Linked DNA regions of Homo sapiens: region 2 is linked to region 1. A link is a loop called in an ENCODE intact Hi-C map of the cell type or tissue named here. Cell type or tissue: heart right ventricle. All regions are shown on one strand. Each heading gives the region's core, and the rest is flanking DNA. Links, peaks and the distances in the headings are about the cores only. Region 1 overlaps DCDC1 (doublecortin domain containing 1). Region 2 holds the start of LINC02859 (long intergenic non-protein coding RNA 2859).

The links. A loop is a pair of places that touch in the nucleus more often than their neighbours do. Peaks named below come from ENCODE experiments on the same cell type or tissue, not always from the same donor. Only the 100,000 strongest peaks of a DNase experiment are listed, where the experiment ranks them.
Region 2: a loop joins it to region 1, with 6 times the contacts of the local background. A loop is called at or near these places in 12 of 110 quality-filtered maps.

Annotation. Positions count from the first base shown.
Region 1 is chr11:30,906,048-30,921,495 of GRCh38, forward strand. DCDC1 (doublecortin domain containing 1) reads right to left here. Exons shown (of 39, transcript NM_001387274.1): 25 at 14,729-14,888; 26 at 10,823-10,981; 27 at 9,464-9,664; 28 at 5,280-5,373; 29 at 2,899-3,069; 30 at 493-678. It overlaps LOC105376611 (a long non-coding RNA gene), which reads left to right. Exons shown (of 5, transcript XR_007062642.1): 5 at 15,360-15,448. Among named protein-coding and RNA genes, the nearest start is that of LINC02859, 180 kb to the left of the region's middle. In heart right ventricle, for the core only: CTCF peaks have their summits at 8,315 and 12,024 (motif pointing left); a DNase peak (open chromatin) is centred at 8,294.
Region 2 is chr11:30,727,887-30,743,334 of GRCh38, forward strand. LINC02859 (long intergenic non-protein coding RNA 2859) reads right to left here and starts at 7,042. Exons shown (of 4, transcript NR_187236.1): 1 at 6,975-7,042. It overlaps LOC101928338 (a long non-coding RNA gene), which reads left to right and starts at 2,400. Exons shown (of 5, transcript XR_007062640.1): 1 at 2,400-2,476; 2 at 13,529-13,700. In heart right ventricle, for the core only: a CTCF peak has its summit at 8,247; no DNase peak of the experiment used is centred there.

The DNA of each region.
Region 1 (15,448 bases), core at 4,942-12,941:
AGCGGTAAGAGTTTTTTTTGTTGTTGTTCCTCCGTGAACTCTAAATACTATTAGACATAGACGTGTGAATTCAGGCACCCAACCTGAACAGTCATTAACAACAACACATCCAATTCCCCCTGAAATGTTCCATGCTAGTAAAAAGAAGTTTTTTCCTGTGGATATAGGCAAAAAGCTGTTCCACGAAGTAAAGATTTGCAGTTACTTCCTCACCTAAAAGCAACACTGAGAACAGTGAAATATGTCAGTAAATGATTAAAGCTGCAGAAGTGCCCAATTAACTTCAAAGAGTCTATTGAACTATTAATAGACAATGCATTTTAAATTACAATGGGGAAAAGGAAATCAATGCAGGTAGAATGGTAAAGGTGCATCTGAGGAAGATGAATTGGATGAGTGGAGATGAACTTGAGTGCAAGGCAGATAATGAATGCATCAAAGTTTCCAAATTGTTGCCATACATGCATTAGCAGAGCTCAGATCATTACATACCTCAGCCACACTGATGACCTTGAAGGGCCCTTGTAAGAAGGGCTTCTGAGTCTTGGTGCCTGAAATACAGAGGAATGGAACCCCTGGAAGCAATTGTTTCAGTCCTTTCTCTGTTCTCATGGATTGTCCACAAGCCAAGCAGAGCATAGTTTTTCTCTTTCCATCAGGTGAGAGATAACAGTATCCCTAAAATGGGAGACAAAGATGGCTTTATATAGGAGCATCTAAATTGTTATAGCATTGCTGTAGAACATTTTACAATATAAATATAGCACTTTTAACACCCCAAAATGCTAAATTTAAATTTTATGCTAAATTTAAATTTAGCATAAATTTAGCCAAAATGCTATATTAAAAAATTTAAAGTATTTCCAAATTCTGTAACGACAATTCGACACCAATGAATATAAACTATGTGCAAAATCAGCTTCTTGGAGAAATGGCCAGCTCCAGATTTGAGGCAAGAAATATACAAGACAATCAAGGGATATCTTGTGTCCTGAATGAAAAGAAGCCATCATCATGTCCAAAAGACACAGGAGCCAACATGAAGGAGCCTCCACTGCCCCAAAATGGGACAATTAGGGAGCAACAGAAAGACTGATAACTAAAACATTTTGAAAATGTTTAAATATAAAATCCTATGAGTTTTAATGATGCTAACAATATAAATAAAAACAAATAAACCCCAAGCAAATAAAAACAAAACTGCAACTTTTCGGAGACTGTTGGAAGTAAACTGGCATCAATTTAAAACTCTACAAACTGGCCACTAGAAATTGTGGCAGATTATTTGTAAAGATGGCCACAATAAAACCATCCCACTCTTATTTGCATGCCCTTTTAAAATGTGACAGTTTTGGTCCTCCAATCGGGAAGTACGATCTTTCTCCTTTTCTTCTTTCCTTGAATCTGGGAAAGGCCATGTGACTTGCTTTGGCCAACACAGCACTAACAAATGTGATGCAAGCAGATGCATAAGAAGTGCTTGCACATCAGAGCTTATTCTCTTTTAGCTGCCATTGGAACCCCGAGACCACAATGTGAACAAACTTGAGCTAGCCTGCTCGAGAAGACATGTAGTTGAAGAACCAATGTTCCCAGCTAACAGCCTGCCAACCACCAGATGGTGAGGGACGCCATCTTTGACCATCCAGTCCCCATAAAAACACCCAACTACTAAAGAACCACCAGATGACTGTAGCCACATTAGTGACCTGGGACAAGACCAGCAGAACTGCCCAGCTGACCCCAGCTCTAATCGCCGGCTCGCCAAGCAAAAAATGGGTTTTTTATTTAAGCCACTAAATTTTCAGGGGTTTTGTTACACTGCAATAGATAAGTGACATCAATAGAAAGAATTAGGTGTTCATCCTACCTTCCCTTACAACCATATTTTTGAGTAGTCAAATATTGAATTGATGAGCTAAAGTTCTTCCTTCTATTAAAAGTTTAGTTAATCAATGTAGGAAAAAATGATAGAATTAGACAAAATTGACCCTTTTGAAACAAGAGGGCAACATTAAGTGAAATGTCTTTGGGGAATTTTTAAACATGAAATCAGGTTGTAAACACCTGAACCCACTCATAACTATCATGACTGAAAATGGAAAACCCACACATTGCCTATGTGAGTGATAAATAGGAAACATGTGGGAAAACCTATGAAGATTCTGGCCCCAAAAAATGTTAAACATAAATCTAATTACAACTATAGGACTCAATTTCATTTAGAGAAATTATGGGGGATGGGGAAATAAGTCAAAGGATGCCACAAAGAAGAAAGTAAACAAACCCCATTAAGGGGCATTCAATATGAAAATGGAGCCAGACTACGCAACTGAGTGTCACATAGAGACCTTATTTGAATCTTGACACAAACCAACAAACCATAAAAAAAAAATGTTAGGGCAACCTGGGAAATTTGATTAAGGATAGAGTATTAGATGGCCAAAGAATTATTGTTAATCTTGTTAGCTGTGAGAATGGCATGATGAGTATGTCAGAAAATGTCCAAAATTTTTGGAAGTATGTGATTCATACGGAGGTGAAGTAATATAATGTCTGGGGTTGGCAAACATGGCAAAACCTAGATAATAGTTAAATATGAATGATGGATAAATAAAGACTTATTTCCCTAGTCTCTCTACTTTAGAATATGTATGAAAATTTCAATTATAAAAATTTTAAGTACATTAGATTAATATAAACTACCTAATTCTTTTTCTCTCACAATTTTCCTTCATTCTTTCCTACCAGAATCAGAGTCTAAGTGATTTCACTCAAAAATCAGCATTCAACTTGTATGAACATAAAGTTTTCTAGGGAAAAAAATTTTCTCATTTTATTAAATTACTCTCTTTTACCCTATTTTTCTTTTATCTTTGAGAGGAAGGAACCACTTACTGGTTGATCAATGTTTTCTTCTTTAATCACAGATGATGTACAGACACCAGCATAATTTGCTGATGTAATTTCCTTATCCAAGGCAGTGCTATGAAAGGCCACAAGTGCTTTTATATTTTTCATGTAATGCCACTTTTGATTGGCAGCTCCATTGTTGTACGGCTTATATTTCTGAAAAAAGAGGCAAAATATGGAGTCAAGTGAGTTCATGTGAGGGTTATAGTGTCTTGTTTTTCATTGCATATATCCAGAAAGTGCAGATAATTACTCATAATCCCACCACACAGTGACAACTACTACTCTTGAAATTTTAGTGATTAGACATGCAATCTTTTATATGTTTATAAATACACATTATTTGATTTACAAAAATAGAATCATAAAATGCATACAATTTGGTAACTGCAATTTTTTTTCTTAACAATATTCCCTGAACCTTTTTCTAACATCTTTTAAAAATATATACCATTTCATTTTAGGGATATTTTACTAATCTCCAATAGTTAAACATGAAGGTTCTTTCTCAAAATTTCTCTAAAATAAACAAATAGTGTAAATAAATATTTGGGAAATCCATGATAATTTTTTAGGACAAATTTCTAGAAGTAGAGTTGCCAATAAAAAAATCATTTTAAAGATTATGATATATCAAAATGCCTTCTAGAGAAATTATTTTACCTTGCACTTGTGCCAATAATATACTAAATGACCCATTTTCCTTACATTCTTGCCAAAAAATGGGCAATATTTCCAAAACATGAATATAATAAATGAAAAAAAGTACCTTGTTGATATTTTAATTTATATTTCATTGATTATCAAAGAGGTTTATTTTTTAAGTACATTCAGTTAGACATGTAATAGAAACAATATATTTATTCTAATTGTGAAAGTTGGCTCAAGTACAAGTAAAGAAATAGTTTCAATTTAACAGAACTTAAACCAGTAGATTAGTTCTAACTAAATATGTCATAACACCTCAAGGAACTTTTATAATTAATAACATCTACTTTACCAAGCGAGAGCTTAATAGCAAAGAAGAAAATAAATGAGTCCCAAGAATTAATTTAATGGGTCAGACAATAAAGCCTCCCTCAGAGGTCTGAAAAACCAAAGACTATATTTTCAAGGGACAGAAAAGGGTCTAGTAGCATTAACCTGTGATGCTTCATTTTTATTATTTTACATGAACTTTAATATTTTCTCACAAACGAGTTGTTTCAATAAACGCAACACCAGCAACAAAAAATTCTTGAAAGGTAATCCAAATTACCTTGGGGTCAAATTATTTCTTATGAAATGGTAACCTTGGGAGAAACCATCCATATCTATAATTTTATGAATATGATTAAGGTACTAAAACTGTATGTGTATGAGGTTGTATCTCACTGTGGTCTGTGCTGATGAGGCACCTGACAGAGAAGAATGTAATGTTATATGTACTCTATCTCCTAGAATAATTTTTTAGTCCATATTTATCACCAGGATAGCAGACTTAATTAAGCTTTGGTATTTGTCCAGATTGCTATGTCTCAATTTTGGATTCAGGGCCTGCAAAACAAGTTGCTTCATTGCTATTAAAATCACAGAATGAAACAAATGTTATCTGGAGGCAATCTATTCTGTTCAACAAGAGGATGGAAAATACTGAGGAGGACACAGAAAGTACATGCAAAGCAGGAATGCCTCTTCACTTTCTCCCTTACTAGCAAGGAAAAACACATATTCGTTTAAGAGTGGTTTTGGTTATAAGCATGTGAGAATGACAGAAAAATGTGAAAAAAAAAAGATCTTCCCAGGTCTTTGTCCAAAACTCAAATGAAGCCAGACTTCTCTGGAGTCTCCATAAATTGTCTGGCTGCTTTAAGCATTTGCAACAGTGAATGAAAAGAGAATTTCAAATGGGTTGTTTGGTAGAATTAACATTGAGGATCTTGCATCCTTCGGGAAGACCTCCCTGACTAGGTTCTTTCTCTCCAGCTGCCAAGGCCTTTATAAACGGGAGCCTTGCATATGTTCCTGATGATCAAATTTAGGTGCATCTAATAGCCATCCACCTGCCTGCAGCCACCACTGAGACCATAAGCTTGATGAATGCTGTTGGGACAATTTCTCATGCTTGCCATTGGGTTTGATTTCAGTAACTAGCATAGTGCCTGACATGCAGCAAGCCCACAATCACCATCTGTTGGATTAAACTAAATTAAGAGGTACATGAACATGTTCAATTTAAAATCTAGGCAGACTATTGTAAATATTTTAACAACATTCAAATAGGATTCTATGACAGTTTTTTTTTTTCCTCCACTACAAGGAAGCACAAAGCTTTACTTAAATTTAATTAAAAGGCCATGACTAATCTTTAGCCATACATATCTTACCTGAACAATAACTGGATAGCCACAAACTTCATTTCTAGTCTTGGTCATAGACACTGCCAGCACAAGGTCAGGGTTACTCACAAGGTGAAAGGTCCTTGGGAAAACAGGATTAGCCACATTACAAAGTAGCATGACCAGATTAGATCTCCCTCTGTGCCACTTAGCACTGTGTTGCCTCTCAGCTCCATGCATGCTCTGTAATAATGAATGTGAATCCTTTAAGAATTTCTCCCCTACAGTAAGTGTGATGTTAAGCTTTCTCAGTAGAGAGTGCTGGAAGAAGACTGCAGGATGAAGGGGCTCTCCTGCTCTTTCTGGCTGTGGTAGGGGGTCAGCAGTTGGGAGTGAGAACACCCAATGATGCTTTGTTCCAGCGAGGTGCCCAGGAAGCAGGTCTCCTGGGACCTTCATAGCCCGGGCTTGCCTATTGCTCCTTTGCTCACTTTCTCCTGACATGGACACCACATGCTTCAGGCCTCCTAGTGTACCACCATCCCATTCCCTCTGAATGCTGCTGTGCCCAGCAACAGACTGCACCCCCCTATATGTTCCAGAATATTATGTCCTGCTCACTCAGTGTTATGGTTTGAATGCCCCTCCAAAACTCATGTTGAAACTTAATTCCCAATGTGGCAGTATTAAGAAATGGAGTCTTTAAGAGGTGATTGGATCAAGAGGGGTCTGCTTGGATTAATCCATAGATGAAAGGGTTAATGGATTAATAGGTCATAATGGGAGTGAAACTAGTGGGTTTATAAGAAAAGGAATGTGACGTGATGTTCTGTGCTGTATGATGCCCTGTGCCATATGATGACCTGTGCCATCTCAGGGCTCTAGAGAGCCCCCAGCTGCAAGAAAGCTCTCACCAGATGCACCCCTCAACATTGGACTTTCCAACCTCCAGAACTGTAAGAAATAAATTTCATTCCTTATAAATTACTCAGTTTCAGGTATTCTTTTTTTTTTTTCTTTTTTGAGATGGAGATTCACTCTGTCACCCGGGTTGGAGTGCAGTGTCATGATCTCAACTCACTGCAACCTCTACCTCTTGGGTTCAAACGATTCTTCTGCCTCAGTCTCCCGAGTAGCTGGTACTACAGGCATGTGCCACTACGCCCAGCTAATTTTTGTATTTTTAGTAGAGACGGGGTTTCACCATGTTGGCCAGGCTGGTCCAGCCAGGTGATCTCAGGTGATCCTCCCACCTCAGCCTCCCAAAGTGCTGGGATTACAGGCATGAGCCACCATGCCCGGCCCTGTTTCAGTTATTCTGTTATAAGTAACAGAAACTAGACTAAGACATTCAGCCACTACAGACAAGCTCTGGCCAGGTACACCAGCAAAACTGCTCTGCAATTCAGTGGAATGGAACCATACCTTTTTTAATGAGTCCTGAACCCTAGCCTTGGGGAGGGGACCCCATTGCAAGTTTATCCTTTCTTGGGCAATCTCCTTCAGCCATAGGGTGATATATATTATATACATATGTAATGTACATGGGTATATATACCCTAATTTACTAGCCTGGGTAAAATATGGAGGATAAAAAGACTGTGGTTAACATAAATGCAATTTTCCATTAAGTTCTACTACATAGTGTAACCCACGGTTCTCTAGGTTTCACCAGCTCATCAAAACAAATGAGTTTTAAAAGCCACCCATCCACATGAAAGAGAACAAAGCAATATGTCAAGGGAAGATGTGCAATAAACCTCAGAATTACTGTCGCTGTACAAACACACTTCTGCCATGGGACATATATTGTTCTGAATCATGCCCACACCTAATCAACAAGACTTCTGCAAAAACTCTTGGCCGGGCGCGGTGGCTCACGCTTGTAATCCCAGCACTTTGGGAGGCCGAGGAGGGCGGATCACAAGGTCAGGAGATCAGACCACGATGAAACCCTGTCTCTACTAAAAATACAAAAAATTAGCTGGGCGTGGTGGCGGGTGCCTGTAGTCCCAGCTACTCGGAGAGGCTGAGGCAGGAGAATGGCATGAACCCGGGAGGCGGAGCTTGCAGTGAGCCGAGATCATGCCACTGCACTCCAGCCTGGGCAACAGAGACTCTGTCTCAAAAAAAAAACAAACAAAAAAAACTATTTTGTTCAAGTCTGTCTGGGTGTCCCTAGAGGGGGACTTGTGCTTATCAGCAAATCTTGTCCCACTGGGCCCCCTGATGCTCCACCTCTTCTCTCTGGACTCTGACGTTTCCAATGACGGATCAACCAATATCACCATCTCCCTTCCACTAACTGCCTCTCTTTTCCGTGTCTTGACATGAGGAGCTCCCAAGATGACAAAAGTACAGAATGTTCTGCAAAGTGGGAGGAGATGGAAAGAAACTGTCCTTCTCTTCTGTGTTATACATGGTTAGATTTTCCAAGGCAGTGCTACACATGACCCAACATCTCATAGAGTTTTAGGCAGACAGACACTGAGCAAGATTCAGAACTAGTATTCTCTTCCAATGACCAAGTATTCCTGGGTCAAACTCATTATGCAATGGCTTTCTCTTGCCGTAGGGTCACATTCTCATTCCCCATGCATGTCCACCCAAATTTATCAGCCATGCTCAAATTGCAATTTAGGTTTAAGTGGGGACCTCTACTATAATACAGAAAGCCGAGGCAATAATATAAATTGCTAAATACAATGTAGAAATGAGGAAACACTAGGATGTCAGCTCCATAAGAGTAAAGATTTTTTATCTGTTTTGTTCTTTGTAAAGCAACAGCTCCTAAAACACTGCCCTCAATAACCCTTGGCAGTTGAATGAATGAATTCTGGTTCCATATGGCAAACCATTCACAGAAACAAAAGCCTGCTGTCCTACCTACACATTGCAAAGGCAGCTTAGCCCAGGTGAATGGGGCAAAGAAACACTTTCACCAGGTCTGTCTACACAATTGGTTTTCCCGTCTTTTCTAACATCAGCCCAGCGAGTTCTCCTTGCCGGAGGCTTTGCTCATCTCAGTGAGCAGAGTAAGACCAGCTCCTCTCCTGCCCAGGCAGGGCTCGCTGCTGCCGCCTGCTGAAGCTTGTGCAACCTCCCTCAAAGTACTGATTCATAAGCCTTTTCATCGCAGACCTTTTGAGAAGCCAGTGAAAATCTCAGCTCTTTCCCAGAAAAAATAAATTGCACGATGCACAAACATACACTTTGTACACTATTTCAAGAGATTAAAGAGGTCCCTGGAGGCCCACCATATCACACTAATGGTAGAATTTGAAGCAAACCAATCTAAAAAACAGGGAATTGTTTTCTTTTTTGTTCGATTAAAGAAATGTTCCATATGCACCCAAAAAAAAAAAAAAAAAAAAAGAGAGAGAGAGAGAAATGTGTAATCAACCAGCATGGACCTAACAGCCATCAACATTCTGCCATTCTCATTTCATCCATTCCCCTCAACTTTTAAAATTTTTATTTATGATAGAATGTCTTACAACAAATCTAAGATAGCTTTTAATTTTATCTGTAAATACTACAATGTTTCCAACTTATCAGGACTTTTTTTTTAACATTACCATTGAACCATTATTGGACCCAACAAAATTAATAGGACTTCCTTAATGTCATCAGATAGCCAAGCTGTTTTATATTTCTCCTGATTATCTCAAAAATAACTTTTTTACAGTACTGTAGTTGGTTCAAATTTGGATCCAGGACCAGACATTGAATTAGGTTGATATATTTGCTAAGATAGGAATTAGTTTATACTGCGTGAGTGGAAACCACAAACTGGTTATTTTATGAAGGTGGAGGAAAGAGGGAAGGTGTGTGTTGGGGGAAGGATGGGGAGTAAGTTAATGAAAAGTATCAAAAAATTTGAAAATTGGGGACGTTTTAGAATTCTTATTTGATCTATTCATTTCATAAAAATGACATTGATGCAAGTTCAGTCTTGAGCCCAATGGCCAGATAAAACTATACCCAGGAGATCAGAGGGAACATTCCTCCTCTGAATCTGATTGTGGATAAATTGTATGTAGCTTACCTAGCATTTACATTTGATTTTATTCCCTTCCTCTTCTTTGGCTAGGATAAAGAATTATCAGCTAAGTTAAATAGAAGACCCAGAATTCTCAGATATAGTTCATCTTGTTCTGTGGGGACCATGCTAGACTTATTAGGATCCTATTCACCTTTTGATATAGTAAACCCAAATATAATGGGATTACCTGCTGTCTTCCTGGTGTATCCAGCGCTGATGACTACCATCAGATTTCTTCTCCACCAAAACCACCTCCATGCCTGATCGGAGATTGGGACCTTGAACCCCCAAGACTAGCTGAGGAGCAGCATGGCTTATAATCTGCCCATCTCTGTATTCGAACTGCTGATGACAATGCTTGTGCAATTTACTATGCTTTGGTGAACAGCTGAGATAAAGAAATCTCTATTAGTGGCAGAAAAATGTCCCATGCACTTGATCATGCACTTGATGTGCTGGAGATTATAAGTTCTGTTGGTGAGAGCTCCAACGTGAAACACGTTAACTTGAAATGATAGACCATATCATTAGAATGACGGCAATGCTACCAGCACTGCACTTCTAAGCTGACATAAGAAGTAGAATTCTGAGCTTATTTTGTAACATAAATAAATGTTTACCAGGAGAATATTTGAAAAATTCGTTAGCAAAGAAAAAAGAACTTCAGTTGACAAGGTAATTTAAAGAGGAAAAAGTAAAATTTAAAATTAAGTAAGAGAATGGGGGCAGGGGCATGTAGAATAAAAACAGAGAAATAAAGGAATTCTATTCAAACTATGATTGTTTCTTTCCTCTATCTACAGTATCCCTGGAAACAGAACACCATTCTCCAAGTTTTTAACTCACCTCTAACAAGTCATAGCATATCATAAAATAATGATGCACTAATAATTTAAATGACTGTCTTAAGGACCTTACATTAAGCAGAAGTAACATATTACATATCACAACACATTGTCAATTAAATTAATCTATAAACATCTATTAAGCCCCTACTACGTGCATGGCCTAGTGCTAAATGTTGAAGTGTCAAAAATGTTTAATTCATGTGTTCCAGTGACTGCTGTAATGTCAAGTAAATGTCTAAAGATTATGAAATAATACAAAGTACTATATATTCCTGTCATTTCATTGGACATTGACAAAAAACATTAAACTAAAAAGGAAGAAACTGCATTTTCTTAATTTCTTAAAAACATTAGGGCATCTTAAATGCTTATTCAGAAGTTCACTCACACATTCATTCAACAAATATATAGGCTCTGTGCTAAGTTGTCAGGAGGCAAAGGTGGATAAGCATACTGTTTAATAGAAAAAAACACACAAATGAGTAAGATATTATACACTGAACAAAATAAACCAAAGAGTAAAGGACCTTCCCGCAAAATTTTGTAAATATTTTAATCAAAAACATAAGACAAAAATGTGCATGTTGATAGAAACAGCAGCTAACAGCAGTGAAAACTCTTGGGAATATATGTGTCCCAAGGTGAGAAAACTAACACTAGACAGAAATCTTTAAGAGGAATCCTTTGCAACTTTTTACCTGTGTTTCTTCTGTGGTTCCACATTTTCAAAGAGCCCTTTTTCCGTTTTCTTTGGAAGACTGTCATCCTCATCAAAGTCATGTGAAGTTTCCTGCCAGGCATACCTGGGAAGTGTGTGACAAGCCTTCATTCGAAGATGAGCTCTTACGTGTGAATCTCTATCAAGGTTCAGAAGCAAACATAAGTCTAAGAAATCTCATTCGTGTTCACAGAATTTTTTTCTGAGGTGTAGTCTGATCATATTCCACAGGATGTTGGTGGATCTATAAATCTTATTTCCATAAGGGTGCCTAATACTGGAAATTCACATCTCACTAATACATCATTTAGATCTTTTAATATAAGGCTACAAATAAAATTCCTCAATCACATAATAAACAGCATTCATCTTTGTCATGTTTACTCAGAAAAAAATGGGACTATGTATTGTATTTCAAAAATCATAAAGATTGACTACTCAGTAGTTTGAGAAATTCACAATGAACATGTAATGAGACTCCCTCTCTCTACCCCATAATTGGGTCATAATTCTGACTGGAACAGTACAGCCTAGATTACCCGGTTTTGTAAAGTTTACTCATTAGACAAGGTTAAGAAACCTTAACTTTTCCAAGATTTCTCCACAGAGAAATCTAGAGAAACTCAAATAGCATCTGCACATATGAGCCAGCTTTTGATAGAGAATAATATACTAAACAGAGTAAATAGTCATAGTTTGAATAATTGAGTCAGCCTTCTGGCTTCTTACTAAAATGAAGATATAAAGGGGATCAGTAGCCGCCATATAGATCTGTATATATAAAGTTCCAGGCCACTGTTGAGAGCACATTTGCCTTCAGTGGGATTGTGATATGAGGACTGCTTGACTGAGGAAGGATAAATATACAGGCAAAGCAGCAAGCCTATTTCAGCACTCTAAGTATGCGTACCTGTAAATAAAGTTCTCTGGGACAGACTGATCACCAAGGTGCTTGTCATAATTTGATGTAACTACAAGCATTATTAAATTACCAAAATCTTCAGGGACAATTCCTGTGCTAGCAGAGCTGACCGTACTCTTTTCAAATGTAATAGAAGTATTACATGTGGATATGAAACTGGTGGGTAATCACTGCCTCATTCAGAACTACAGGCAGCACAAGCGGCTTCTGAAGGCAAACCTCTCCCTTTACAGTTAAAAAAAACAACAGCGCCATCTTGTGTTAAAAATAAAACGCACAGCTTTCTCATCAATTCCATTTCTTTGGGGAAAAGGAAAAAAAAAAAAGTCATTCTTAGTTTTAACAAAGTTAGCAGGATGCAAACAAGATTCTTCACCCAAATCCAGATGTTTAACTTTCTTACTCAGAATTTCTCTATCAGCTCTTGAACTTCCTGGCAAATGAGGTATAGTCAAGTCAGTTTTAGAACAGTCATTTTTCAGTCCATCTTGCTTTATTAATTTGTTCATTCATAGAACAAACCATTCGTTAGTTATTCACTCCTTTAATCAATATTTATTGAACATCTACAAGACAGGTAAGTTATCAGTGCTCACGGAGTTTACATTCTAGTGGGAAGAGGAGAGATTAAATAGACAAGTAAATGAATAAACAAGATAAATGCCATAAGTTGAATAAAATAGGATATTGTAATGGAAATTGACTGGGATGGGGTAAGGTTTACGTTAGCAATGGAGTCAAAGAAGGTTTCTCTGAGAGGTGATGTTTGAATTGAGACAAAGACAATAGAAAGGGGCCAGCCATGTAAGGATCTAGAGGGAGAGCATTCCAAGCAGAGAAAAGAACAAATGAAAAGGCTATGAAGCAAGATTATGGTTAGCCCACTTGAAGAACAGAAAGACAGTGGTGTGACAGGTATGCAGTGAGTGAGGGGATGGTAGTTCTAGACAAGGCTGAAGAGGTGGGCAGGTACCTGTGATTCAGTGAGGAAATGAGAAAGTTTCCCCCACTCTCTGTGTTCCAAAAATCTTTTTTTCCTGCAAAGCACAGAGTAGGCAAGTGCTACTAGAATTTCTTTTCCATTTTTCTTATTGTTTGTGCCGGACACCTTTATGATAAAAAAGCAATCAAAAAGGATCCTTCTAGATTGATGTTCTAGCTGCTGGCTTTATGCATGTCCCTCCTTAAATCATCCCATTTTTCAAATATGCAAAAAACTCCAAACAAGCACATTTAAGAAAGTCTGGGAAAAATCTTACAGTGACTTCCTGATATTAGATGATTTAGGATTATTTCAGGATCATGTCATCAGAAATGGTTCAAATGACTAGTGACAGCCTGGAAAATAGATAACCCTGTATATTAAAAAATATTTCCAATAGTTTAAGGGCTGCCAAGTAGAAGAGGTATAGGGCATAGTACAGAGAAACATATGGAATAATAAGATGGAGATGGTCTAAATAATTATTTAAATGTTAGAATGGGCCTCCTTGAAAACAGTGATCTCTCTGTTATTAGGAGTATTCAAGAAGAGGCTTGAGCAAAAGAGCCTGCTTGGAATATGCAGTAGATGCCTGCATTGTACTCTGAGAGAACCCAATCACTTTTAACCTCAAGGACTCCAGGCCTTCATGAAATCTCTGATTCAGAACAATGACGATCTTTGCTCTCAAAAATGTTTCTTTTTTCTTACTTTCTGTTTATTTTTTTCCAAGTGCAGACTAAGAGGCTAGATGACACATTCTTTAGAAGGGGATGTGAAAGTTCGTGGTCAATTCCCTGACTGTTGAGAAAGATGCCATCTAGGACCAATCATTCTCTCTGAAAAATGCCTTCTGGTGCCTTTGTTAGTGTCAGTCATAGGACCAACTGAATCACCCATCCAAATGAGGAAGTTTGGTTCCTAAAATAAACGTTCATATTCTTATAATTGAGGATAGAAACAATTAATAACAATGATATATAAATTAGTTTCACAATTATTGCAGAGGTAATTGGCCAGGTATTTTTGGTTTTATAATTTGGAAACACATTCAATCTTTCATTCATTTATTCAGTAAATGATAATTAGAACCCATGTGACAGAATCTTTGCCCTCAACGTTCCCAGGCTGGTAGAGGGAGGGGTAGGCAAGGGGGAGAGGGACTGACAAGCACATTGCCACGTACAGTCATTGCTGTAATTGACTTCAATGCTAAAGTATCATTCTACAGATAAGTACGGGGCAAGTAAAGGCACTGCAGTGGAGAGAAATTCATATGTGGCTCAGAGGTCTGCAACAGAACATAAACAGAATGTGCAATATGCAGGCGACAGCTTGTCGTTGCTGAGCTGGAGGTTGGAATTCATGTGGCAGAAAGAGACAGTGGGCATGGGAATGCAAATGAGGGTCAATGACAGGCATGAACCAGGGTCAGAAGGCCTTGGGATTCCAGATGAATAGGTTTTTCTGTCTGCAATAGGTACCCTTAAAAAACTATGTGAAAAGGATTGTACATTAGAAAGTTAATTGTCTACAGTTTAACTTAGAGGGGAATTGGAAGGAAGATATTACGGCAATAGAGAGAAATCAGAAAGCTATTTCAATGATCCAGAAAGATAACTGTATATTAACATGTGTCAACTTGAACTTAGGGAAGAAGTTTAATTTATCCTGAAGTCAATGATTATGGAAACAAAATTTGATGAATTCCTCAAATAAATGCCTACTATCCTAAAATTCTAGCCTCTTAAAAATAATAACATTGTAACAATATTACTGAAAATAGATCACTGTGATGGTTGAACATCGAAGCTGTAGTTGTATCATTTTGCCGGAAAACTAATTAAATACTAGCTCTTCAGCTGCCATTAGTTTCACAAACTTGGCATGAGCTCCCTGCATGGGCTCTGTGCTGTTATCGGGCTAATGAGCTGAGTTCAAAAAGCAGCCAGGTAGCTTTTCAGGCTACACTGATTACTTACAGAATTTCACTGGAAGCATTTTCCGTTGTTAGAGGATCTTCTTGCATTTGCTTTTCTTCCGGTTCTGTAACTTGCTTCTCTTCTCCAAAAATTGCTACAGGTTTATGCACAGCAAGCTTGCTTCCAGATACAATGTCACTTTGGACTTCTAAAACAAGAGCTGAGCAGAAATTCACAAATTGCAAAGACATATTACTTACAATTGCAGAGCATCAGGAATTTAAAAACACACACTAAAATACAAATGCAAAATAATTCCATCTATTTGGTCTATTCATAGGTTACTTATTAAACTCAGTTGAATTTAATTTTAATTTTTATAGATTCTTTACTCTCAAGATATTCTTAGTCAAAAATACTAAAAATTGGTCTTTCCAAAGATCAGTTAATTATCATATATCGTAATTATTCAAATGGGCTACATTATTTAGATATATGTTTCTAGATCATTCTCTGGGATCCAAAACTCATCAGTGGAAGTCCCAGTCCCAGTCCCAGAGAAAGCCTTGAATGACACATGCAAAGTTTTACTACACGGTGTTCAATATATATAATAGGGCAATGTTTTAAATTATACTAATTTTTTTTCTTTTTCTTTTCTCTATATGGACTTTTGTCCTGGTTCCTGGAGAAAACTTAATGGAAGGAGGAAGATCATGAGGAAATTAGAACTTTTATAAAAGAAAAGCAAAAGTCCAAAGATAGTTTTTGACATTCAAA
Region 2 (15,448 bases), core at 4,420-12,419, 180 kb before region 1:
TTATTTAATGGATTTTTATTTACATGCATTGTTAAGCTAAAACAAACAAAGAAAACAAGAAAGCAACACCCCTGATTTCCCAACATGATAATTAGAGCATAGAGAAATTCAAAGATCCTCCTTTCCTCTCTCTTGTCTTTTTTGCTGTGTGGTTATTAGGCCTATAGCATAGTCAAGATGTTACTCTAAAGCAGACTTCATCAGGAAATAAGGAATTTGCTATATTTTGCAAAGGACTATCATAAGTATTTCAAATTGTTTTTCTATAGTGCACAAATGACAGCACATTTGATGCTTTTCTTGCCAGACCATACGTACATATCACAAATTATCACATACATCGGATATATGCTTGTCCGAGACAAAAATAGGAATGGGAAAGAGAAGTTTTTACTATTCCTTTGATGTAAATCCTAAACCAGACTGACATTAGTTATATTGGCTAAAAGCTTCCTGAATCTGCTGCAATAAAAAAATTGTTTGCTAACATAGGACTTGATGACCAACACAGTGATTGAGTCAAAAACTGAGTCAAGGCTGGGCACGGTGGCTCACACCTGTAATCCCAGCACTTTGGGAGGCTGAGGCAGGTGGATCACGAGGTCAGGAGTTCGAGACCAGCCTGGCCAAGATGGTGAAACCCCATTTCTACTAAAAATACAAAACAAAACAAAACAAAACAAAACAAATCAGCCTGCCACAGTGGCGGGCACCTGTAATCCCAGCTACTCGAGAGGCTGAGGCAGGAGAATCGCTTGAACCTAGGAGGTGGAGGTTGCTGTAAGCCGAGATCATGCCACTGCATTTTAGCCTTATCGTGGGCAACAGAGCAAGACTCCATCTCAAAAAAGAAAAAAACAAAAACAAGCAAAAAAGAAAAAAAAAACTGAGTCAAGTGAGGAAGAAAAAGAAAAGAGAATGTGAGTTGGGGGATAAAATGTCCTTGCTGCACATTTATAAGACAAAGTCAGAGTCTTGGCTCAAACACTGATAACTTGATTTTGGACAAATCACCTAACCTCTTTAAGCAGTTTTCCTCATTTTATAAAGTGGAAATAATAATAATCTTAGCCAGTTTATCTATCAGGGTTGTGATGAGAATCAAACCAGTTGATGATTATAAAAAGATTTTGTAAATTGTTAAATGTTTACAAAATACATGAGTAAAGTTATAGCTTTTTCAGTCTCTCTTGATTTGTTTTCACATACCATGGAAGAAATTAGGTAAGACATAAAAGTAGACTCAGCTTTAGTTCTTTATTTTCACACTTAGTGAAGTGCCTATCATCTGAGAGAGCAAACAATGCTTTTATTCTTGCATCATAAAAAAAACAAAAGTGAGATCTCTCCTTGAACATTGTGATCTAATCCTGCTTTGTTGTATTTCACTTCCTGTAGAGTGGACAGTCTTATCTGACTATCAAACGTTAGGGTCACAATGTTGAAATTCCATATTCACTTTTATCTCCCACCTCTTTAACAATCTGCTTGATGCAGTCAGTATCAAGACTGCCTTATCTGCCCTCTAAAATATTTTTCTGTTAATCACCAGGTAATTCAATTGAGACAGTGATTGTGTCTTAAAAATAACTGAATGTATACAGTTTCCTTTTTGATGTACTAATTCCCTAGTGGCAAATTTTATCTTTTTGTATATATCTCTCTGTGACCTTTTAGAAATTACCAGCAGCTTTAAAAACATCATTTTAACATATTTTGAACATAAATCATCTAAACCAACACAATAATAAAATATGTATTATTCCCTTATTTTAAACTTAAAAAAAGTTTTCCACACATATGAATAAGATATAGTAAGGAATGGTTCTTTTTAAAAAGTTGGGGGGTTTGAAAACAGGAATATTATTTGTTCTTAATAGGCAAATCTGTATTTTTTCCTATTCACTACTATCATCAATTATGTTTAATTTAAAGCTCTGGTTAATATCCAGGGCCCACTTGTCCCTGGGGGAAAGTTATATTCTGAAGATTGTTTTAGAAAGATTCTAGTGCCTATGTTCTCACCGCTGAGCAAAAGGGAAGATTGAAGAGTGAAGTTTTGCAGATGGGTTCCCTAAGAAAGCAAAGACACATGTGTGTTTTCTTAGTGACGCTCATATACTTTTAGTTCACCTTGTGACACCTGTGGCTGCTCTATATCAGACAGCATGTGTCTGGTGGCAGCACCCAAATGTTAAAATCCAGCATGCAAAGCCAAAATCATCAACATGTGATTTACCAGTGAATCAGCCTGAATTTGCTCCCTTCAAGAAGAATGGTGCCTGTATGTAAAAATCACAAAGCATGCACCGTTGGTGGCACTTGGTGGCTTATTCATTATTCTGTTTGGTAGATTGGAGAGGCAGAAGAATAAAAAGAGTTATTGTTCTCATTTCCATGTGATTTGACTCAGGCATGTTTAAAGAGTAGCTCTTGTACCAGGGAAATGAAGATTTGATCCTGCACTGCTCTTAAGGTAAATATTTTTACTTAATTTGATCTAAATGAACATTGGACTCTACCCTTATTTTTTTCTCCTGGTATTTTCTCTTCTCATTAAAATCTCTGACGCTGCTTTGTCACAGTTTCCACTGACAACAGGGTCTCATGCTCATTATATGCTGGCTCTGAGTTTTGGGACAAAGGTCACTTAAAGAAGAGAAAATCATGTTAAAGAAACCTTGGAGAGAAAATTTGAATATGGCAACAACTATAAATCTGTTGTAAATATAATGAGTTTTGACTACTTTTTCTCTAGAGAAAAACTCAAGCCATCAAAGAAAATTTCTTAAGCAGTAAACTTTCATTCTACAAAATATTGTCTTTTAACTTCTTACTGATGTACCTTCTTTTGGAAATGTAAGCGCTTAATGACATATTGACTCTTGCTGAAGCCACAAGCCAATTACTCATCCTTCCAAATAGATTTTTTTTCATGGAGTGATGGAGATGGGAATATGTAGAAGAAGATAGAAATAAAATTAAAAATTCATTGGGAAAACAGAATAAGAACCATTTAAACATGAACTCAATTGTAAGTGACAAGGTATAAAAAACGAGGTGTTTTATAGAATCAAATATAAAAACTTGACTAGAATAATAGGAAAGATGTGTTAGTAAAACCATGGCAATATGATAACACCATTGTTATTTATTGAACACTTTCTATGTGTTAGGCATGTGCTAAATATAGTAGCTAAATATAGTATTTATCTCATTATGGGTGTACCCAGAGATAAGCCCATTTGGGATGTATAATATCTCAACTTCTGGGTCCATTTCATTTAATATCCTTGCTCTAGTATGTGAAGTATGTATGTTATTTGCATTGACAAAGACTGACCTGAATGCTGCATAGCTCACAAAGTGCTGAGGGATGGAAGGGGAGCTACCATCACATCTGTACTCTTCTAAATTTGGATCACATGAAGTTCTCCTTCCAGAAAGCTCTGGTTTAGTATCCCAGGCAATTCCATAAATCCATAACATAATTTGGTTCATGATTTCTTTTTGTACAGCTATGCCTTTGTTTATTTTTTATGCATTAAATGTGAATTACTTAAACATTACTATGTGTGTTTTGTATGAGTGCAATCTTATGAATATAGTGTACAACGGCTATGAAAGAATTTAACTAGAAAAAATGGCAAAATTTTAAAACAATTGATGAAAGTAATAACTTGTTAGTTGTATAATGCTAATCAATATTAACTATTGAAGAAATTATGTCCATTATTATGGGTTTTGGTGTTCTTTTGGGATAAGTCAATGTTAGCATTCAGAATACATAAAATTTAATTTTTTGAAATTTTTAGGGATTCCACTTATTTCTCATAATGAATTCCTTAAGGTATTTTCAGGCACAAACTCTAAGTATAATTATTCTCATTTTACTATATAAGAAACTAATATCAACAAGTTTAATGATCTGCCCAAGGACATACATATGATGAAGTTGGAGTATAAACTGTCTGACTGTTATAGCTTGTTATCAATGTTGAAACTAATGTTATCAAACCCTGTTACTATAGGACAATGCTTGCCTAACAAAGAACTAGCTCACCAAATGAGAATTTATATGCTTCTTCTAATAGCTATGCCATTGTTTAGAATATTTTTTGAAGTTATCTTTAAGTCATGTCCTTGGAGACTATTTATGGAGCTCACAAAATAATGTTTCAGTACTTTGCAGTCATCTTTGAACACAACTTGACCATCTATCTTATTGATAAGAGCTTTTCCTGACTGCAACTTGAAAAACTTCTAAAAAGACCAAGATGTTGGCACCATTGCTACTTTTTTAAAAAAGTGAGATACAGTCCCTAGGTGCTGAAAGTGGAGTCTCTAAACTGGCTTGGAAAATGATAATATTATTGCTTCCCAACTAATTTTGTACATCTGTTAAAATATAGTTTTGACAATCATAGACTCAAAGATCTTAGCATTTAGAGGATTTTGAGAGACTCTGAGATTCAGAAAAGATAACATAGGCTCCTGTAATCTCAGCACTTTGGGAGGCTAAGGAGGGTGGATCGCCTGAGCTCAGGAGTTCAAGACCAGCCTGGCCAACATGGCTAAGCCCCAACTCTACCAAAAATACAAAAAATTAGCCAGGCGTGGTTGTGTGCACCTGTGGTCCCAGCTACTTGGAAGGCTGAGGTGGGAGGATTGCTTGAGCCCAGGAGGTCGAGACTGCTGTGAGCCAAGATTGTGCCACTGCACTGCAGCCTGGGTGACAGAGGAAGACCCTGTCAAAAAAAAAAAAAAAAAAAATAGGGAAATTAGGAGATTTTTGTTTTGCCAAAAAAAAAAAAAAAAGTTTCTGAAGGGTAAATTCAATAGGGGACAGTGGAATAATATATTCAAAGTACTAAAGGAAAATAGCTATGAACCTAGAACTCTATGCCCAGTTTAATTATCATTTAAGTAGAATTTAAGACCCTTCTTTTTGGCAAGATCAAAGTGGCAGGTAGAGGGTCAGAAGTTGAGGACAGCAACATTCTAGTAGAAAATGCTTGTTGAAGGAAAAGATTTCTAAGAGAGCTTTCCTGAGACCATGGCAGTCACAAATACCTTGTCATTTGCAATGAGTTCTTTAGAAACACTTTTACAACACAGTACTCACAGATTTCTACTTACAAAATCAAGCAACAAGAATCCCATAAAAAGATGAGCTCACAATAAAATTTTTTTAATGAAATGAAAGTATCATAGAGCCAGTAAATGCAGCAAACAAAAGAAGTAGCACTTCTGAAAAATGAACAGATAAATTCACAAAAACTCCAATATAATTACATTTTCATTGAAATTAAAAACTCTTAGAATATTTGCAAAAGGGTACATACAAACACAACAGTTTACTTCTGAGAAGGGAAACCAAGGCAAAGGGGACAGGAGTAGGGCGGAAACTTACATTATGCACACACTGTCTTTTAATAAAATGTTCGGATTTTTACAGCTTACACTTTTAAAAATACACTTAAAAAAGCAGTCTGGTACTATGATATTATCATTGGATAAAATAGACTTTCAGGAAGAAAATGAAGATGATCTTTTTTGATCATTAAATTCTTTTTAACAATAGAGATAGAACCATCTTGTTTCTGAGTGCTCTAAAAATACAGTTTCAACATACATAAAGAAAGAACTAGACAAATACAGTATCATAATAAAGATGTTTGAATTATAACCTCTAGAAATTGGTAAGTGGAGTGAACAAAAATCAATTAGGCATATAGAAAATGCAAACAACACAACCAACAACTTTGATCTGATTGACATATGTAATCCTGTACTCAACGGAGAATATGTTTTCTTCTTGAGACCACTCATATATACAAAAATTGAGTAGTATCCTTGGCAAAGGAATCTCAACAGATACTGAAGAATCATTATCCTGTAGTCCACACTGTATGATGCAAAAACATCAACAATCAACTATAAAAAGAAGGAAGAATCCCAAATAGTTGGAAACGCAAAGTCCTTCTTGTAAATAATTCATGGGTTAACATAGAAATCTTAAGGGAATTTGTGACATGCTTGGAACTGAATGACAGTGAAATCACTACATATCTAAACTGTCAGAATGCAACTAGAAAAGGACTTAAAGGGAATATTGTAGTCTTAAATGCACACATTTTAAAACAGGAAATATTGAAAATGAGTAAAGCAATCAGCTCAAGGAGGTAGATGAAAACAGTATTGCACACTTGAAGTAAATGGAAAGAAACAGTAAGTGCAGAAAATAATAACATAGAAAACAAAAAAAGAAGAGAAGAAATGAAAGTTAAAAGCTGAGTCTTTGTAAAGACTAATGCAATATATAAACTGACAAGATTGATCATGGGGAAAAGAAACAGTACATAGACAAACAATATTAGGAATGAAAAAAGAGGATAACTTTAGATGCATTGAAGATGGTAAGACCATAAGAAAATATGAGCAACTCTATTCCAGTACTATTGCAATCCTACATAAAGCAGATAATTTACTTTAAAAAAACCGTGAGTTATTACCAAAGTTAAATCAAGAAGAAACAGATTATTGTAATGTACATCTAATAAGTGAAGAACCTAAATTAACAATGAGAACTTTATTCACCAAAAGAAAGTATCAGACCCAGACAGGTGTCTTTAATATTGACACATAAGCTTTATACGAATTATTCCAGAAATTAGACTGAGAAGAAAAGCTGCCCATCCACTGTTATGAGTCTATCAAAACTAGACAAAAAAGCATTTAATGGGAAGATTATGGACCTCGCTCACCAATGAATACAGGTGCAAAAAACTTAAATAATATATTAGCAGAATAAATACAATATTGTATTTAAAATACGTGGTGACCAAGTAGTATCTATTTCAACAATATAAAAACATGGTTATCATGGAAATGTTGTCAGAAAGATGTCCAAGTTCAAGCAACAGGAAACTTGTTTAAAATGGCTTGCACAAGTAGGCATTTATTTTACTCACATAAAAAGAAATCTGGAGGTAGTCAGTGGCCGGTGTTGGTTCAGTGGCTCACCAGTATCAGGAGTGATGATTCTTTACTCTTTTACCCATGCTTATACAGGGACTGCTGGCAGCTCTGACGTTAGACAAAGGTTAGAAAAAGGAAAAAGGAGGATGGGTGAAGGGTTCCATCTGCCATGTTTTTCTCTTTTATTTTTCCTGGAGTCTTCCTGGCAGAATTCCACTTAACAGATCATCGGCCAGACTGGCCAGAATGCCACCTGTAGCTGAAAGGGAGGTTGTAAAAGCAGTGAAAATATAATTATAATTAGCTTCCACCACTGATGCCCTGAACAAAATCAACATTCTGTTAGCAAGAGAAATGGGGAAGAATAACTATTTTATAGTCAACAAGTAGTGTCTGCCTTAAAAACCTAGCAGAGAAATTCACTATGTTAACAGATTAAAAGAGAAAATTGATATGATCATCTCATTAGATGCAAAAAAAAAGCATTTAGTAAAACAATAACTACTAACAAACTAGAAATTTCAGGAAATTTTGTCAACACAATAGAGAGTATATGTGAAAAACTTCTGGCAAACAATACTTAGTGCTGAAACTTTAGAAATATTATCTTTAAAGTGAGAAACAAAAGGAGGATACCATTATATCTGATAAACACACTAAAATATAGTTACATATTATATATATGTACTTGTATACATATATGATATACAAATATAGACAAATAAATTATAGCATATTCATTCATTTAGTGATATGCTATCGATCAATTAAAATGTTCAATGAATGCACTAGATCTTTACCTATCAACACTGATATATGTCAAACATATATCAAAATACTGAGTAGCCAAAGGATATATACCGTATATTGCCACTGAGGTAAATTTGAAAACCTTGAAACTACTACTATATATTATTTATTAACACCTGAATTTGTAATAAACATAGAAGTCATACCACCACTTCATCTAGAAAAAGAAGGAAGGAAAGAAGATAGATGAGGGATACAAGAAGGCGTCTACTGTTTAGAAATTCTTATCTTAAAAAAAAAGAGACTAAAGCAAATATATCAAAATGTCAGAATGTGTCCAATCTGATTATGGGTACATGATTCTGTTTTGTGTTCTTTTTTGCACACTCTAAAATGTTTTACCTATTTCATAAGGGTAAAAACCTCAAGAATATCTTTTGTCTCTGATGTCCCCAGTCTGTGACAAGTTCTAGAACCCCAAGAATTTTCCAGTGGTTTGTCTAATGTCCCACATGAGGGAGCCAGACCCTAAAGCTGCAAGTGTGCTGACCTCAATCATTCTGTAGGTTTCCTGAGCTCTTTGGTTCTCACCTCCCACCCTGGACTAGCACCTGCTGAGGTCTCTAAACCAAAAGCCTGTTGGTCCTGATCCTTGCTGCTTTTATGGAGCCCTGCAATAGTTTTCCTAGGTGGGAGGAAACAGGCATCCCTCAGTTTCACTCCTAGATGAGCAACTTTTAGCCAAAACTCATTGTTTCAGGCCCCAAGTATGATGGCCCTGTTCTATGTAACATATAGGTCTACCCTTCTCCTTTCCTGCCATGCTGGAACAGCTTCAATAGCAATGCAATGTGCCTGAAATCAGCCATACCCTTTCATCTGCCATGACCCCAAGATCCCTGAAATGACCCTGTTCTAACTGCGGGCAAGTGAGTACTGGTTCTTCTCTACTTTTAGGTGTTCCTTGAGGCTGTGGCTTCCCACCTCTGTTATTATCACTGCTAGTTCTCATCAGGGAAGTGAGGGGTGGGTCAGGGGAACGGTAGGAGAGACTAGAGATTCTGTGGAATTATTTGCACCTGACAGGCCTGGTTACATAATTTGTGGGGCCCCATGCAAAATTAAAATGTGGGGTTTTTTGTTTACGAACCAATTGTGGAGCCCTGTGTGACTGCATGGGTCACACATCTATGAAGCTGGCTCTGGCACCTAGCCTACTTCCTCAGCTGTGGTAAGTTCTCTTGCCTCCTCAAAAATAGTCCCTCTAACCTACCTTTGCCTACCAGCCAGATACCTCAAAGGATAAAATCTCTCCATCCTCATTCACAAGGACCACTTCATGAGCAGTGAATGATTGGCTGTACAAATACCCATGATCTTTGGTTTCCATGGTTAATAATAGGAAACGAAGAAGGAAAATAGTCTAAAGCTGATGTATTTCCCAAGGTCTAGGCTAGCTATCATACGTTGAGCATTTACTATGCACCAGAAACTGAACTAAGAACTTCATAAACATTATCTCATTTAATTCTTACAGAACCTTTGTATATAGATATTATTATATTCTAATTTTAAAGATAAAGAAACAAAGATTACAGAACTGTATGTTTTTTTTAGCACAGTTTTGTTTTACCTGAATTCCTATCTCTCATTCCCTTTTCTAGACAAGAAAAGAATCTGAGTGGTCCATTGACTCAGGATATGATTGGTTAACGTTGAACAATATTGATTAAAGACCCACTGTTCAGAGGACTAGATACTATGAGAAGAGCCACAAGACTTAAATTTCTCATGAAGTTTGTACATGCCCTGAGGACATGGCACTTATAAGTATACATGTCAATACATTGTGTGGTGGGCATTAGGACTGTTCACAGATATTCTCTTTTTTTTCTGGCACATGATAGGACTGTACTGTACCACCTACTTATGACCACGTGACTTGCTTTTTTCAATAGAATGTGAATCAGAAGTGATGTGTGTTATTTAATAGAAGAAGCATTAAGACTCTATTTCTCTGCTATATATCTTTCCCTCTCCCATGGAGATCAATAGCACTACGGATTGTGACTGCTCTGTCATCTGGGTCTCCAAAGTGAGAATAACAACAATGTAGAGCAGAGCTCCTAGATGACCTGCGGCAGACATCTAGTATTGTGAAATAATCCTTTGTTGTTTGAAGACTTTGAGGATTTGGGTATTGCTTGTTATTACAGCATAACCTAATCTATCCTGATTCATATGAAAGGAAGCAGTGCTAAGGGGAAGCAGTCCTATCATATCATTTATTGCATTAGAAAATGAAATAGTTGCAGATAGCCTGACCAGAAACACAAAATCAACTGTCCATAATTGACTTATCTTTCAACTTCCAACCAAAATATGATAACAATAGTAAAACACATATCCAGTGTTTACTATAGGCCACTGTTCAAAATGTTTCATGAATATTTACTCATTTAGTCCTCATGACAACCCTGTAAATAAGGTATTTTTATCTTCCTTTTATAGAGAAGGAAACTAAGCACAGAGAGATTAAATTGCCCAAGATCATACAGCTAATAAGCAAGGGGAGCTGGAATTTGAACTTCAGGAGTCTGATTCCCAAATGCATACCTTTTTTTTTTTTTTTTTTAATTATACTTTAAGTTTTAGGGTACATGTGCACATTGTGCAGGTTAGTTACATATGTATACATGTGCCATGCTGGTGCGCTGCACCCACTAACTCGTCATCTAGCATTAGTTATATCTCCCAATGCTATCCCTCCCCCAGCCCACCACAGTCCCCAGAGTGTGATATTCCCCTTCCTGTGTCCATGTGATCTCATTGTTCAATTCCCACCTATGAGTGACAGCCATCCCATTACTGGGTATATACCCAAATGACTATAAATCATGCTGCTATAAAGACACATGCACACGTATGTTTATTGCGGCATTATTCACAATAGCAAAGACTTGGAACCAACCCAAATGTCCAACAATGATAGACTGGATTAAGAAAATGTGGCACATATACACCTTGGAATACTATGCAGCCATAAAAAATGATGAGTTCATGTCCTTTGTAGGGACATGGATGAAATTGGAAACCATCATTCTCAGTAAACTATCGCAAGAACAAAAAACCAAATGCATACCTTTGACTACAAAGTTCTACTTCCTCTGTGTAACTCAAAACTTAAATTCCGGGAGCACAAAAGCTGCTTCAGAGTTGTAGAGAATATAGATTGCTCACCTCCTCCTCATAAAAGTCATCCCTCTCCTCCCTGTCCCTTTGCATCCAGAAATAGTACTCTGATTCCTTTGAGTAATTCCCTCTCTTCCACTTTCAGCCAACATGGCTTGGATGGGGTTGACACAAGTCCTGCTCTAAGGATACATCTGGATTGCCTTAAACCAGCCAGCCTGTTTTCTCTCTTGGATTGGTTTGGGGATTAGAGTCAGTGTGAAGAGGGGTTAGCTGGTGTTTCTAGGGAAAGGAAGGTTTCTTTCTCTACTATTGTAATTGGCAGAGTATGAGTGTGAAGCCTGCATCTGTAGCCACCTTAAAGCTCTGAGGGACATGATAGAAATTCACAGTGCTTGAAATGGAACCAACCCACAGGAAGCAAAGCCAAGAGCCAGATGCTACTGTCACTGTTTGAAGCCTGAATCAAGCCACACCTGAAGGCAGCTGTACCTGTGTACTTTTGAGTTTTATGAGCCAATTAATTTCTCTTTTTACCTTAATCCATTTTGAGTTGGTTTTCCTGTCACTTACAGCAAAAAAAAAAAAAAAAAATCTGAACCTATGGAAAAGTAAACAAAATGAACAAGAGCAACAGTAAAACACACAAAAATCTATGAGAGATATCAACTATTCATTTCTGCTTAAGGGGTGAAGATCAATCTGAATTATCAAAATGACTGAATCCAACATTATTAAACAGCAAGACAAATAATAAAACAGCAACTCCATTTCATCAGCTTTGGGAAATCTCTAAAAATGTATTCAATTGCAAAGGGAGGCACCCTGTAGATCTTAAATAGCTTGCTATACTTTTTTTTAAAAAGCAAATGGCTAAGAATTATTTCTAACTGTTCACCTTTAGTCATTGTTGGAATACAAAAAACACTGTTCAAGCACTGTTTTAAAATTTGATGGGTTTACTTCTTAGGATGGCTAAGATGCATTCTGTTACATCATTAGGCCTTCTTTGTAAAAAAAAATAATAATTCTAGAGACCCTTTCATGGCAGAAATTATTATTTGTTGGTCAAATGACCCAAAGTGTGTATGAATTTAATGAAGTCTTTAAGTAATTTTTAATTTTATCTATCACAATAGCATTCATGTACATTTGGAAATTAGTCACATAAGGATGTACTGGCTCAGTTCACAGTTATGCGTACCCTACATATGGATCCTCAGGGCATTAAATAACTGTAATATTCCCTCCCCAGCTGATGCTGAAGCCCAGTTTCTTTCTAAGCTTTCCAATTATTGCAGTTGCTGATTTGGTATGATCTACAACAGGAGTTGGAAAATATTTTCTCTACAGTCCCACATAGTAAATAGCTTATGCTTCATGGGTCATGTTGCAACCACTCAACTCCATTGTTACAGCCTGAAAGCAACCATAGGCAACACATGAACAAGCAAGCATGGCTGTTCTCCAAAGAATGCTTATTTCCAAAAACAGGTGGCTTGCCAGGTTTGGCTCAGAGGCCATGGTCTGTCTACACCTTATCTAAAATAACAACATTGTACTATTTTAGATGTGTTGAGAAATTTCCTCAAACCTTGAGATTCTTGATCCCTAAGTTGGAGTGGTTTTATGTGGCCAGACCATCTGACTTGGGGAAGAAAGCAAATATCTTGAATCGTACATCTTATGTCTTCCAGTTAGTGTTAACTATGATTACTAATCATTGTCAAATGAAGAGAGTATAAAAATAACAATTTAACATGTGCCAGAACTGTGCTGTCGGCTTTATTTATACGACATCCTTGAGTACTTACAACACCACCAGAAAAGATGAATATGTAGAGATAGAAAACCCTCATGGGAAAAAGAAAATTTATAGGTGTGAGACAATGAGTGCAATGGAAAGAACGTGAATTTTGGACAGATAAGACTTGATTTCAAGTCCTGGCTTCACTCCTCCATTCCATGTGACCTTGGCCAGATTTTATACCTCTCTTGAGTTTCTTCATTCATAATTGAAAATATAAAACTATATGAGAAAATTATGTTGTAATTGTAATTTATAATATTACCTATCTTTTAGAGACATGGTAAGGGTTTTTGAAGTGAGCAAAAAAATCATGTAGCACTGGAACATGGTAAGCACTCATTAAACCTGAGCCATTCCATGTGCTACACATAATGATAAAGTGACTTGCTGAAGGTCACATAGTAGTATGGGTGGAATTAGGATTGGCACTCCACCCCGACTGACTTCAAAGCTTGTGAACTTGCTACTGCATTGCACCGCCTCCCAGCTATAAATCTGAAGTGGTGTTATTCAACTCATGCATGGAAATTGCTCAGTGTATTAAAATATGAAATCTCCAAAGCCAGTCACATGAGGTGAGTCATCTCTGTTGGGCCATGGAAGCTGGGTGCATGTTTCTGGAAGTAAACATGATGTATCCAGCATATCTTGTGGCTGACGCTGCCATGTAATACTCGATTTGTCTTTCCTCTGCACGCAGACACTATGGGAAATACTCGTAACTTCTAAGTCTAGTTCAGATTCTCTTGGCTGCCGAATTCCGAAACAGTCATAAAATGTGATTTGCACTCCTAGACACTCAGGAATCTCTCCGTTACCTCAGAGAATCTGGCCACAAACAGGACTCAGAGTGGAAATTGCCCAACCTGTCTGCTATCACTCTCTTGAAAGAGACAGATCCGATCAGCATCTCTCAACTGTGACTCATGAGGTATTTTTGGCTATGTCAAGAACATTCTCAAACAAGGTACGTTTAATGTATACATTTTAGAGTTGGAAATGAATGGAGAGAACATCTAGATCTACACCCTCATTTTTCAAATGTGAAAATCAAGGCTCAGGGAAGTTAAATAACAAATCCAACACTTCTAGATTCCAGTCCCTGATCATTTCCCCACCCTAAATATAATCTGGGGTGGGGAGAGGGAGAGAGACACTTAAACCAGGGTTACGAGATTTAGCAAATAAAACTACAGGAAGCCCAGTTAAATTTGAATTTCAGTAAAATAACAAATACTTTAAAAATATAAACATGTCCCATGCAATAGTTGGGACAATGTTTGCAACATATTTATACTAAATAATTATTCTTTATCTGAAATTCAAATTTAACTGGGCATCCTGTATTTCACCTGGCACCTAGTCCAATCAAATAAGCAATGCCAAATTTCTACCTTCTGAAAAATATTTGAAAGTGTCAAGTTAGAATGTGGCTTAAGTGGAAGGATAGAAAAAAAAAAAAAAAAAGAAAGTAAAGAAAAACCCTGAGTAGACAGGAAGAACTCAGGTGAAAATAATCAATGACTAGAAATGAAGTTAATGAAACCCAAGAAGAATAAGGAAGAAAGAAGAAAAGGAGGAAGGCAGAAAAAAACAGACCCCCTAGAAGGTGATGCTCTCTCCTTCATCTGAATCAGCTTGACAAAATAATGTTCAACCTACTGTCTTTTTTTGCGTCCCCCATTCGCCACTTGTCCTTCCTGCTCCAGTGTTACTTTCCCTGCTATATACAACTACCTTCCTTCTTCTCTGCTAAAATTGTATTATATTTAAGTTGTAAATTTTAAGTCAAAGCCATACATTTAGATAATTTAAAACTTAAAGAGTACTGAAAAGCTTAAAAAGAAAAGCTCTAGTCCTTTTCCCCACCTCTAGGTTCTTTTGAGGAACCTAAATTAGGGTAGCCAGATTTGGCAAATAAAGATACAAGATGCTCAGTTAAATTTGAATTGCAGGTAAACAATAAATACCTTTAAATATAAACATGTTCCATGCAATAGTTGGGACAATGTTTACAATGTACTTATACTAAATAATGATTCTTTATCTGAAATTCAAATTTAAGTAGGTATCCTGCATTTTATCTGTCAAACCTACCCTAAATCAAATAAGCCATACTAAGATTTCTGTCTTCCAAAAATATTTGAAAAACTACTTTTAAACTTCGTATCTATTTCAAAGGTGACCAGCAGTTCCCTTTTCCCCAGAACTGAAGTGTTTCCTGAGATGGGGGACTGTTGGTGGTAAAACCAAGACAGTCTTAAATAAACATGTATTATTCGTTGGTCACCTCATTTCTTATGTTAAAGATATTTCCATCTCACTAAACAATAAACCTTATTTTTGCTTATCAGTTTGAGACATTATCGTTAATTTCCTACTTTGAGAAGTGAGTATCTGTTTTGGTTATTTTTAAACGGTTGGTACAAAACCGTTTCCACATAGCACAAGTTCACCAATTTGGCCTAAAAGCCTTCAGAGAGTAGCTTCAGAGAGAATGTGTTTTCTCTAATCAGAGAAAACAAGAATTATGTTGTGTGAGTGTCAAGTTGCCATTTTATTGTCCCACTGAAATGCTTTCCCCCACCTAGGAATCCTTTTAAATTTTCTTAACTTTAATTGCCTTTTTCCCCCCACAAAGAAGTCAATTTAAATTAAACAGAATCCATCACTGTGATAATTTTTTAATGAGTAAAGATAATGTACTCTACAGAA